Linked DNA regions of Homo sapiens: region 1 is linked to region 2. Evidence: read pairs that join two places in POLR2A ChIA-PET (ENCODE). Cell type or tissue: OCI-LY7. All regions are shown on one strand. Each heading gives the region's core, and the rest is flanking DNA. Links, peaks and the distances in the headings are about the cores only.

Evidence for each region. Peaks named below come from ENCODE experiments on the same cell type or tissue, not always from the same donor. Only the 100,000 strongest peaks of a DNase experiment are listed, where the experiment ranks them.
Region 1: POLR2A ChIA-PET joins it to region 2 with 6 read pairs; 2 of 35 experiments call an interaction of 5 or more read pairs at or near these places.

Annotation. Positions count from the first base shown.
Region 1 is chr4:696,002-702,348 of GRCh38, reverse strand. No RefSeq gene overlaps it. Among named protein-coding and RNA genes, the nearest start is that of PCGF3, 6.7 kb to the left of the region's middle. RefSeq lists an enhancer at 1,055-1,555. In OCI-LY7, for the core only: a CTCF peak has its summit at 1,152 (motif pointing right); DNase peaks (open chromatin) are centred at 1,168, 2,788 and 3,288; H3K4me3 peaks cover 1,282 bases; H3K27ac peaks cover 1,987 bases.
Region 2 is chr4:749,991-754,990 of GRCh38, reverse strand. All of the region lies in intron 8 of PCGF3 (polycomb group ring finger 3), which reads right to left. LOC124900163 (chloride intracellular channel protein 6-like) reads left to right here. Exons shown (of 2, transcript XM_047416474.1): 2 at 1-5,000. Among named protein-coding and RNA genes, the nearest start is that of PCGF3-AS2, 28 kb to the right of the region's middle. In OCI-LY7, for the core only: no CTCF peak of the experiment used is centred there; no DNase peak of the experiment used is centred there.

The sequences.
Region 1 (6,347 bases), core at 691-5,690, 53 kb after region 2:
TGATAAAGAAGAGACTGATGGTACCACACACTCTTACTTACAGAGTGACCTCCGGTATCCAGGATATGCTGTCCTGCGAGATGAGAAAAGGGCTCACAGTTGCTGCCATTTACCTGGAGCAGGGACCATTGAAGTTCTACCCATTTACCATTGAACATTCTACCCATTTGCCTGCCCTAAAAATGCTTTGTGGAGGCCAGTGTGGCTCACACCTGTAGTCCCAGCACTTTGGGAGGCTGAGGCGGGAGGATTACTTGGGCGCAGGAGTTTGAGACCAGCCTGGAATAACATAGTGAGACCCCATCTCTTTTCTTTTCTTTTCTTTTCTTTTCTTTTCTTTTCTTTTCTTTTCTTTTCTTTTCTTTTCTTTTCTTTGATATGGAGTCTCACACTGTCACCCAGGCTGGAGTGCAGTGGCACGATCTCGGCTCACTGCAGCCTCCACCTCCCACGTTCAAGCAATTCTCGTGCCTCAGCCTCTCAAGTAGCTGGGATTACAGGCATAAGCCACCACACCTGGCTAATTTTTGAATTTTTAGTAGAGATGGAGTCTTGGCATGTTGGCCAGGTTGGTCTCGAACTCCTGACCTCAAGTGATTCACCTGTCTCGGCCTCCCAAAGTGCTGGGATTACAGGCATGAGCCACCATGCCTGGCCCCTGTCTCTTAAAAAAAATAAAAAATAAAAAAATAAAAATAGGTGGGGTGCAGTGGCTCATGCCTATAACCCCAGCACTTTGAAAGGCCGAGACTGGTGGATCATTTGAACCCAGGAGTTCAAGACCAGCCTGAGCAACATGGTGAAACCCTGTTTATACTAAAAATAAACAACAACAAGTATCTGGGCATGGTGGTGCATGGTGGTGTGCATCTGTGGCCTCAGCTCCTTGGGAGGTTGAGGTGGGAGGATTGCTTGAGCCCAGCAGGTGGAGGTTGCAGTGAGCCGAGATTGCACCGCTGTACTCCAGCCCAGATGACAGAGGAAGACCCTGTCTCAAAATAAAATAAATAAATAAATAAATCCCTGTGGATTCTGGGAAGATGGTGGCAGTAGCAAGAATTTTGTATCTCCCCGAATTCCCTCATGAGACTCATAAAACTACAAGGCAGATCAAAACTGAGGTGCACAGCACTGACTGCAAAGCCAGAAGATGACGTATTTTCACACCAGGGGGAGGCAAAGCTCACAGCCTCAATCTCTGTGCCATCGGCATGTGTGTGCAGGGCGTGAGTTTACCCTCTTTCCCGAAGCAGCTGAAACAGTGGACAAAATACATCCAACGATCTTCAGACACTGGGCATCAGGGAGCACAGGACATGGTGCCTGAGAGAGGAGCAAATGGGGCGAGGCCTAAAGGAAGCCTCCTGGCTGCAACTCAGGGAGAGGAGCTGGGCGGAGGAGGCAAAGCTGGGAGTCAGGGAGGCCCACACACCAGAGTCCACAGGGCAGGGACGGAGAGGAGGGACTGCCCACAGCCAGAGCTCCAGGATGGGGCAGGCATGTGGGAGCTGCCCGGAGCTGGCAAGGACTCTGGAAAGAAGCTGGCGGAACAGGGCTGGGAGTCTTTGCACCCCCTCCGGCCCCAGGATGTCCTCGTCGTCCCAGGGGCACCAGGCAGGGCGGTCAGCTGTGGGACAGGAGCGAACTCTGCGCTGGTCCAGACTCCAAAGCTCAGAAGGCTGGAAGGACCAATGTGTCTCCAAGTAACTTGACTTTGTGTCCAGAGCAAAACACAGGGATATTTAATAGGAATGCAAATATACTCAGAACTCAACAGGGAAAGTGAACAACGCCTGCATCTAATCAAAAGTCATCAGACATGCAAAGAGGAAAATATGACCCGCGACGAGGAAGAAACTCCATCAGTGTGCGCCGGCCACGACTGAAGCCACTGATTGAAGCACAGTAAGGATGCTTGCACCACGAATGCATAATGCCACTGAAAAAGCTGCTGTGGATGGGTTCTGGGGCGCCAGCTTGTTATTTACAAAACTGGTGAAGGGTGGGCGTCAACCAGCCTCTCATCTTCCCTTATGCACACGACACCTCGGGGTGGCCAAAGATCTGGCGAGTGCTGGCTTCTCTCTAGGAACATTGCAGCTGGTAAATGAAGAAAGTATAGAATAAACTCTCCCCCGTCACAGCCCCAGTGAGATAATGACACAGGTAACAACCGTCATTGATATGAACATTACCAGAGAGACAGCCGGATGTCATGGGCCTCCTGGTAGGAAAGCGACACGGCTACAACGAGATCTTGCTTAAAAATCCACCCTGAATACAGGTGCAGCAGGTGCTCCGTCCCCCCACCCAGCCTCGCCCCTCTGGCTGCTCCGTGGGAGGCCCCCCAGTGGGTCTTCGTCCCAGGCCTTCTCTGGCTGGGGCCCACGGTGCAGGGGGAGCTCTCCCAGGGACTCAGGCAGCCCTGGGATGCACCTTTTCTTCAGCGTTGCTGTTTCTTCCCATTTCACACTCTCTGCCCCTTTCTGACTCCCTAAGGTGGTCGCCCGAGGAAAGATCCCAGCCCAACCCACCCCAAGCCCCTTAGCTCAGGCTCTGCTTCTTGGGGACCCACACTAAGACACTGATTAGGCCTCCGGGTCTCACACTGATTTATAGAATTCGGGGACAGGCGGGAGATGCCTTGGAATGTCAGCAGAAACTCTCAGGACTAGGAACTGTTTCTTCCACAACCAGCTGTGCAGGGGATTGAAGAAGATACAATGAGAGAAACAATCGAGAGGAAGTGAGTGTAGACCTATGGCTTGATTTGCATCCTGAGTCACGCAAACTGAAAACGAAACGAAGCACATTACGCAACAATCGTGGTGAGGGACACTGATTAGATATTTGGTAATGTTGAAAATCAGCCGGGCCCGGTGGTTCACGCCTATAATCCCAACCCTTTGGGAGGTCAAAGTGGGTGGATCACCTGAGGTCAGGAGTTTGAGACCAGCCTGGCCAACATGGTGAAACCCCATCTGTACTAAATATACAAAAAAAATTAGCTGGGCGTGGTGGTGGGCACCTGGAATCCCAGCTACCTGGGAGGCTGAGGCAGGAGAATTGCTTGAACTCAGGAGGCAGAGGTTGCAGTGAGCCAAGATAGTGCCACTGCACTCCAGCCTGGGCGACAGAGCGAGACTCCATCTCAAAAAAAAAAAAAAAAAAGATTGCCGCCCTCGCTTGCTGCTTGTGCCGCCTGCCCACCTCAGGCGCCCTTCAGTCTCCTTCCACTTCTCCCTCCAGACGCCAGGCCCCTCTGGGAGCCGGAAGTGCCCGCAGGTGCCCTGCAGAGGAGGCCTCATGGGAGTTTGTTGGGTGAACGCATCAGTGAATGCCTGTTTCAATCAACCAGGTGGAAATCTTGGAAATAAAATTTATAGTCCTGGACACACACGAAAACCAGTCCATGAGGTAATTCACAAACCAGTTGAAGAGCTTGGTGTGGCTGTAAGTGACGCTGCTGAGGACAGGGAGGCAGGGAAGCAGTGGAAGCGCAGGGGAGCCAGGCAGGGCTGAAATCGCAGACGTGATGATCTCACAAGAGCAGAGGAAGAGAGAGTCGTGAGGAGCTTCAGACTTGAGGACTAACCTGACTCTGCAGGTGGAGACGCAAACACCGTGCTAGGAACATGCTCGGACGCCTGGTAGGATGCCGGATATGGGGAGGCAGGACGCCCACAAAAGAGTCAGAAGAACCAGACCCTGAGCAGCTGGCACATCACCAACAACTGAACCCAAGTATCATTTAACCATCGCCGGAGAAATAATTCCAGCCGTTCACCTGTGTGTGTGTGTGTGTGTGTGTGTGTGTGTGTGTGTGTAGTTTTTTGTTTTGTTTTGTTTGTTTTCAGACGGAGTCTCGCTCTTGTCCCCCAGGCTTGAGTGCAGTGGCGCGATCTCGGCTCACTGCAACCTCCGCCTCCCGGGCTCAAGTGATTCTCCTGCCTCAGCCTCCTGAGTAGCTGGGATTACAGGCATGTGCCACCATGTCCGGCTAATTTTTTGTATTTTTAGTAGAGACGGAGTTTAATTTTGTATTTTTAATAGAGACGGGGTTTCACCATGTTGGTTGGGCGGGTCTCGAACTCCTGACCTCAGGTGATCCGCCTGCCTCAGCCTCTCAAAGTGCTGGGATTACAGGCGTGAACCACCGCGCCCGGCCTGTGTGTGCGTGTTTTTACACAAAACTAAAACTCAGCAATGACCACCAGAAAGCTGCGTGTGGTGTGGTGAGCAGGGAGCACGCTCTAAAGCCCCGGCCTGCTCAGAAGAGCCTGGAGACACTGCATGGACTTGGCCTATCTTGGAATAATGTGCAGTTAACTGTGTAGGTTAAACATCGAATGTCAACGGCCAGGCACGGTGGCTCGCGCCTGTAATCCCAGCACTTTGGGAGGCTGATGCAGGCGGATCACTTGAGGTCAGGAGTTTTGAGACCTGGCCAACATGGCAAAACCGTCTCTACTAAAAATACAAAAATTAGGCGGACGTGGTGGCACATGCCTATAATCCCAGTTACTTGGGAGGCTGAGGCAGGAGAATCCTTTGAACCCGGGAGGCGGAGATTGCAGTGAGCCGAGGTCGTACCACTGCACTCTAGCCTGGGCGAGAGAGGGAGACTCTGTCTCAAACAAACTAACTAACTAACCAATATAGAACACACCGCACAAAGAGCATCCAGTGTGGACTTCAGGATGGACTTCGGTTAAGAAGATCGTGTCGATATCGGTTCATCAATCCTAACAAAAGTACCAAACTCATGCGAGATGTAGATAACAGGGAAGTGGAGTGCAGGGTTTGGGGGAGAGAGGGGTATATGGGAACGCCGTACTTTCTGATAGATTTTTCTGTAAATCTAAAATTGCTCTGAAACATAAAGTCTAATAATTTTAAAAAGCAAATAAATGTAGCCAAAGAGTGCAAAACTAATATTCTGAAAGCTACAACTACAAACCATGACCAAAAGAATCTAAAGAAGGTCTAAGTAAATGGAAAGATGTCCTGCGTCCGTGGTGGGAAGACAATATTGTTAAGGTGTCTCCAACCTAATCATTCAACACAATCCATATCAAAGTCCTAATGAGCTTTTTTCAGAAATTGACAAGCTGATCCTAAAATTTATATGGAAATTCAGGGGACTCAGAATAGCCAAAACAACCTTAAAAAGAACAAAATTGGTTGGGTGCAGTGGCTCACGCCTGTAATCCCAGTACTTTCGGAGGCCGAGGCAGGTGGATCACCTGAGGTCAGGAGTTCCAGACCAGCCTGGTCAACATGGTGAAACCCCGTCTCTACTAAAAATACAAATATTAGCCAGACGTGGTGGCAGGCGCCTGTAATCCCAGCTACTCGGGAGGCTGAGGCAGAAGAATCGCTTGAACCCAGGAGGTGGAGGTTGCAGTGAGCTGAGATCGCGCCACTGCACTCCAGCCTGGGCAACAGAAGGAGCTCCATCTCAAAAAGAAAAACAAAACAAAAACAAAAAACAAAGATAGATGCTCATTTCCAACATATTCAATAAAAATTTGATAACATACACAAAGTAGTTATGCCACACTATACACAAAATGTTAGATATCAGTCATACCCACAGAGAAATTAGACACATACACTACACACAGGCATGTGCGCGCGCACACACACACACACACAATACCTACCTGCCAAAAGACAGGCAAAAACATTAAATACCCATCTCAAAGTTTTTTTTTAAATTTTATTTTGAGACGGAATCTCGCTCTGTCGCCCAGGCTGGAGTGCAGTGGTGCGATCTCCACTCACACTGCAAGCTCCACCTCCCAGGTTCACGCCATTCTCTTGCTTCAGCCTCCTGAGTAGCTGGGACTACAGGCTAATTTTTTGTATTTTTAGTAGAGATGGGGTTTCACCGTGTTAGTCAGGATGGCCTCGATCTCCTGACCTCGTCATCTGCCCGCCTCAGCCTCCCAAAGTACTGGGATTACAGGCGTGAGCCACCACGCCTGGCATTTTTTTTTTTTTTTTTTGAGACAGAGTCTTGCTCTATTGCCCAGGCTGGAGTGCAATGGCACGATCTTGGCTCATGCAACCTCCGCCTCCCAGGTTCAAGCGATTCTCCTGCCTCAGCCTCCCGAGTAGCTGGGATTACAGGTGCCTGCCACCACGCCCGGCTGATTTTTTGTATTTTTAGTAGAGATGGGGTTTCACTGTGTTAGCTAAGATGGTCTTGATCTCCTGACCTCGTGATCCATCCGCCCGCCTCGGCCTCCCAAAGTGCTGGGATTATAGGCGTGAGCCACCGCGCCCAGCCTCCATCTCACAGTCTTAAAGCAGGTTAGACCCTATTGGGAGGCAATTTTCCA
Region 2 (5,000 bases), core at 1-5,000:
GAGCTCCTTGTCCACCTGGAAGTGAAAAAGAGCCCAAGATCTGCCATCTGCATCTGGATCACCAGCGAATCCTGCAGGCTCCCTCCCTTTTAAATATGCCCCAAACCCAGTGCTGCACCCGCACCGCCACCTGCCTGGGCCTCTGGCTCAGACGCCTGCCTGGTCTCCGCATGGCCACCCTGGCCGTGCAGGCAGCTCACTGCAGAGCAGCTGCGCTAAGTGGCAACCCTCTGGGGATAAAGCCACGCCAGGCTGCATCCCACAGCACACCCCGATCTCACATCCCAACTGCCTCATCTCCCTCCTCTGGGTGAACAGCAAGTTCTCGCCACAGGCCCCCAAGGTCCCCAACCTCACCTCCAGCCTTACCCGTTCACTCTGCCCCGGACTCACCACCCACGGCACGTGGGGCAGCCTGGCACCAGGTCCCAGCTCACTACCTCCTGCCTCACCTCTACAGTCCAGGAGAGGCTCTTTCTACCCTCCGCCCCTTCTACCTCCAGGGGCTCTGGCCTGGATGGGTGGGCTCTCCGCTCCCCACCAGCCAACCCTCACCACGCCGGCTGCGAGGCCCTTGCAGGCAGAGCCCACTTCCAGCAGGCGTGCAGCAGGAGCAGGTGACCGGCTCTCGGGTGTGAAGTCCCAAGAGCACAGCGCGTGCCCGAGGGTGCGGACAGGAGCCAGTGGGCCAGGGAGGCACAACTCGGAGGAGTGAAAACAAACCACATTTCCAGCTCCAGACACAAGAGCCATTGGAGCCTCTGGAGGGCGGCAGGGACCCCACACCAGAACCCCCAGCCTGCTCAGGGTATAGGAGCCATTTCCCCTGTTTCTGGTGCTGGGACATCACACCCACCAAGTCAACAGGCCCGGTAAGGGTTTCCTAACTCTGCACGAGCGAAGATGAGCAGAGACCACACCAGCCCTGCAGTCCCACTGGGTCTGTGGGTGCCAGGACCACCAAAGACGGAGGCGACTCCTGCCAGGACCCAGAACGCCCCTGAAGTCCACTGGGCAGCTGCTCGCTCCAAGGGAAGCTGAATGTAGGGTTCGTAGAAGGTCAGAGTCTCGCTCTTGTTACCCAGGCTGGAGTGCAGTGCCTCGATCTCAGCTCACTGCAAGTTCAAGCGATTCTCATGCCTCAGCCTCCGAGTAGCTGGGATTACAGGCACCCACCACCATGCCCGGCTAATTTTTTGTATTTTAGTAGAGACGGGGTTTCACCTTGTTGCCCAGGCTGGTCTCGCACTCCTGAGCTTAGGCAATCTGCCCGCCTCAGCCTCCCAAAGTACTGGGATTACAGGCGTGAGCCACCGTGCCTGGTCCAGTCTTCTTTTTTTTTTTTTTGAGACCGGACTCTCGCTCTGTCGCCCAGGCTGGAGTGCAGTGGCGTGATCTCGGCTCACTGCAAGCTCTGCCTCCCGGGTTTACGCCATTATCCTGCCTCAGCCTCCGAGTACAGGTGCCCACGACCACGCCCAGCTAATTTTTTGTATTTTTAGTAGAGATGGGGTTTCACTGTGCTAGCCAGGATGGTCTTGATCTCCTGACCTTGTGATCCGCCTGCCTCGGCCTCCCAATATGCTGGGATTACGGGCGTGAGCCACCGCACCCGGCCAAGAGTCTTCTTAAACATTAAGTTCTAGGCCAGGTACAGTGGCTCACACCTGTGGTCCCTACTCGGGAGGCTGAGTTGGGAGAAGCACTTGAGCCCAAGAGGTCGAGGCTGCAGGGAGCTGAGATTGCACCACTATACTCCAGCCTAGGCAAGAAAGTAAGATCCTGTCTCAGAAAAATAAAAAAGCTCTAAAGTTCTGTTCTAACTTCCTTGCCATTTGCTCCGGGGCTTGTCAGCTCTGGGAGAGAAGGTGCCCATGCCCTCTCCTGGGCCACCTGGCAGCTCAGGTGTGTGAGCCATCAGCACCCAGAGGGGCCTCCAGTGAGGGCCGGGATCTGTCTCCCACTATCCAGGTAATGGAGCTAATCTCAAACACAAACCTTTGTGGTTCGACAGAGGACAAAGCCTACTGAAGTGAGAGAAGAGTTTCATCAGGGACGTGTTCAGAAGAGCCCTGGACAGACGGGCACCAGGAGGGCACTGGCAATCCCGAGGCTCTGAAAACGAAGATGGGCGGAGGCCGAGTGTTTGGATCTGACAGGGGCCTGAAGGCGGCGGGAATCTCTGGGGTTGCCCTGGCGGGGTCACAGCCACGCGCAGGCCCCTCCCGTCTGCCCAGCCTCAGTCTGGTGGGAAGACCCCGGGGGCCTGGAACCGGAGGAGGCTGCACACACAGGGGTCGAAGTCCATGTAGAGCCCCTGTATCCCCAAGACTGCATGGCCCCCCACCCCCGAGTCCCAGCGGACACTCAGGACCCCAGCTCAGGGCAGCAGGCCCGTCCCCCACCTCACTCCTTATCCACAAACCCCACCCTTGCCCGCCCGGTCCCCGGAGGCCTCAGGATGCCCACGCAAAGCCAGGCTCTGGAAGCAGCAGCTGGGGGAAAAGAGCGGAACAGCTGTGGCCGTGCATCCATGAAACCCGCCGGCTGCTCCCAAAGAAGTCAGGCTCCAGAAAGGAGAGTTCTGGAATTAAACAGACCGATGGCTTATACTTAAAAAAAGATGAGAGCAAAAAACAGCTGTGAAGCAAATGAGTCACCTGAGGCTAACCAAGAGGCTTCTGGCTGTGAAAGGAATGGGGTCACACAGAGAAGGTGGCAGATGCAGGGACTGCGGGAGGCAGAACTGAGAGGAGAAAGAACGACCAGGGACCTCAGGAGGGAACAGCAAGGGCAGTGGAAGAGGCGGCTTCGCCAGTTTCCAAACTCCCAAGGTCAAGTGTGGGAAACGCCATTCACCTGTGCAGGGGGCACCATCTTCCAGGAGGATCCCCATCCCCTCCCTCGGAAAACAGAAAGAAAGGCCCCGTCAAGTATTTTTGGTTTAGAAGACATCGTTGTGAGTAAATAAACCCGACACGCTTTTGCGTTGCTCAGCGATGACTAAACTTGCCTCTCTCAGGAAGATTCAGAGGAGCCACCAGTCCCAGGAGGCCTGTGCCTTGAGGCTGAGTGCCCACCAGTGGGGGTGGCAGCGAGGGGGCCTGCGCCCGTCAGATGATGGAGAAGAGGTCGGCTGTGAAGCCAGCGCGGCCGGCTGATGCCACCCTGAGCCTCGGCTGCTCTGAGTTGGCTGCTGAACAAACCTAGAGCTGGAGCCCAGCCAGGGGTGGGAGGGCCAGAGCCTCCAGGCACAGGCACAGCATCCACAGCTTCATGCCCTTTGGAGGGGCCACCGGGGGAGGGCACAAGGCTGAGAGCAGAAACATGGGCCTGGGTGGCAGGTGCTTCCCTCATATGTTTTTTTTTTTTTAATGCTTAGTATTAAAAGCACAGAATTTAATCAGTTCATCCGAGTGACTGAGGAGGGCTTAAGAGTTAAGAGAAGAAACGACTGTCTCTGGTGTGAGGGGGACAACACACAGCCCGTGACCGGCAGGAGCTCAGGGGCCACCGCACTGGGCTCAGAAGTGACGTGCGGACGTGGCGAAGCACAAATCCAAACACACCAGGAAGACACCAGAAACGGCCACAAAACCCATGCAACCTCCCGTTAAGCCTAAATAACTATAACGTCGCATCAAAACTTCAGTAAGATGAAGAAGCGATTCCTAGAATAAAATTAGTGTGAAATAAAATTTTAAAATTACCCAAAACAATCTGGAACAAACCCTCGGATGACTTCCCAAGTTTTGGAAGACGGAGATCAGGAACTCATCACGAAGTTATAGACGCGGATAATCCCACAAACGGACACGGAATCCAAGTTTAAGGGCAGCCACAAGAAGAACAGAAAGAGAATGCAAAATTCCCAAACCATTAGAGCAGAGAAAGAAGACACCAAAACCGGATCCAAGCCCTCATGGAGAGGGGAAAAAATGTATTCTCACAACAAAGACAACGGGTTAAACTCTCCTATCAAAGAGAACCTGAGATGTGTGCAAAAAAGCAAAGCAAAGGCCTCCGTAACACAGCTGAAACAAATGACAGGGAGGGTGGAAGCAGAGACCAACAGCAACTGTAGCGATGTTAGTACAAGAGAATCGGGGGTTAGAGCGAAAACACACTGAACAGGAAAAAAGAAAAAAAAAGAATCCACACTGGCAAAAGGTGCAAGTCATCAAAACTACGTAAGAACCATCAGCCTGCATAGCCAGCAGCACGGCTCCTAAGCAACACCGCGAGGTTACAGAGACACGGAGAAAACAAGAATCCACAAGAAAAACGACCGGACTTGGATGTCGGAGTTCACAATCTCCCAGGCTGCCTGCTTGTTTCTCATTCATTCAACTTAACACCTCAAAGTGCCTCACAAATAGGAAATCATTTAATCTTCATAAAAACCTCGAGGCAATCTCACCACCACCTCACGCCACAGACAGAGAAACTGAGGCAGAGGTAGGTCACTTGTGAAGGGCCACACCCTGGCTAAAGGCAGAGCAGGACGTGGGCAACTGGCCCCCGGGGTCCGCTTGTTTACCCACCACACCAACCAGCAAACTCAGCCAAAGGAAAATCACCCCAGGACCCCTGGAAAATCTGCACCCAAGTGAACAAGCAAGAAGATCTCAATCCCCCAAGGCAGAGATCCGTGTAGACAACACTCCCTGACCGCCCGGGAAGGAGACTAGAAAGAGGAGTGGATGGAACCCAAAAAGGCCACGTTACTCAAATGTTTCAGAACAAACTTCTCGATTAAAAAGGAACTCTGATGAAATTACAGCTTCTTTAGAAATGAATGCCAGTGAAAATATTATTCATCAAAGTCCGCAGGGAGCAGCCAGGAGCACACAGGAAACACAGCCGGAAATGCGCTTACAAAGACTTGGCGGGCACGTGGGCTCACGCCTGGAATCCTGGCACTTTGGGAGACTGAGGCAGGTGGACTGCTTCAGCCCAGGAGTTCAGACCGGCCTAGGCAACACAGCAAGACTCCATCC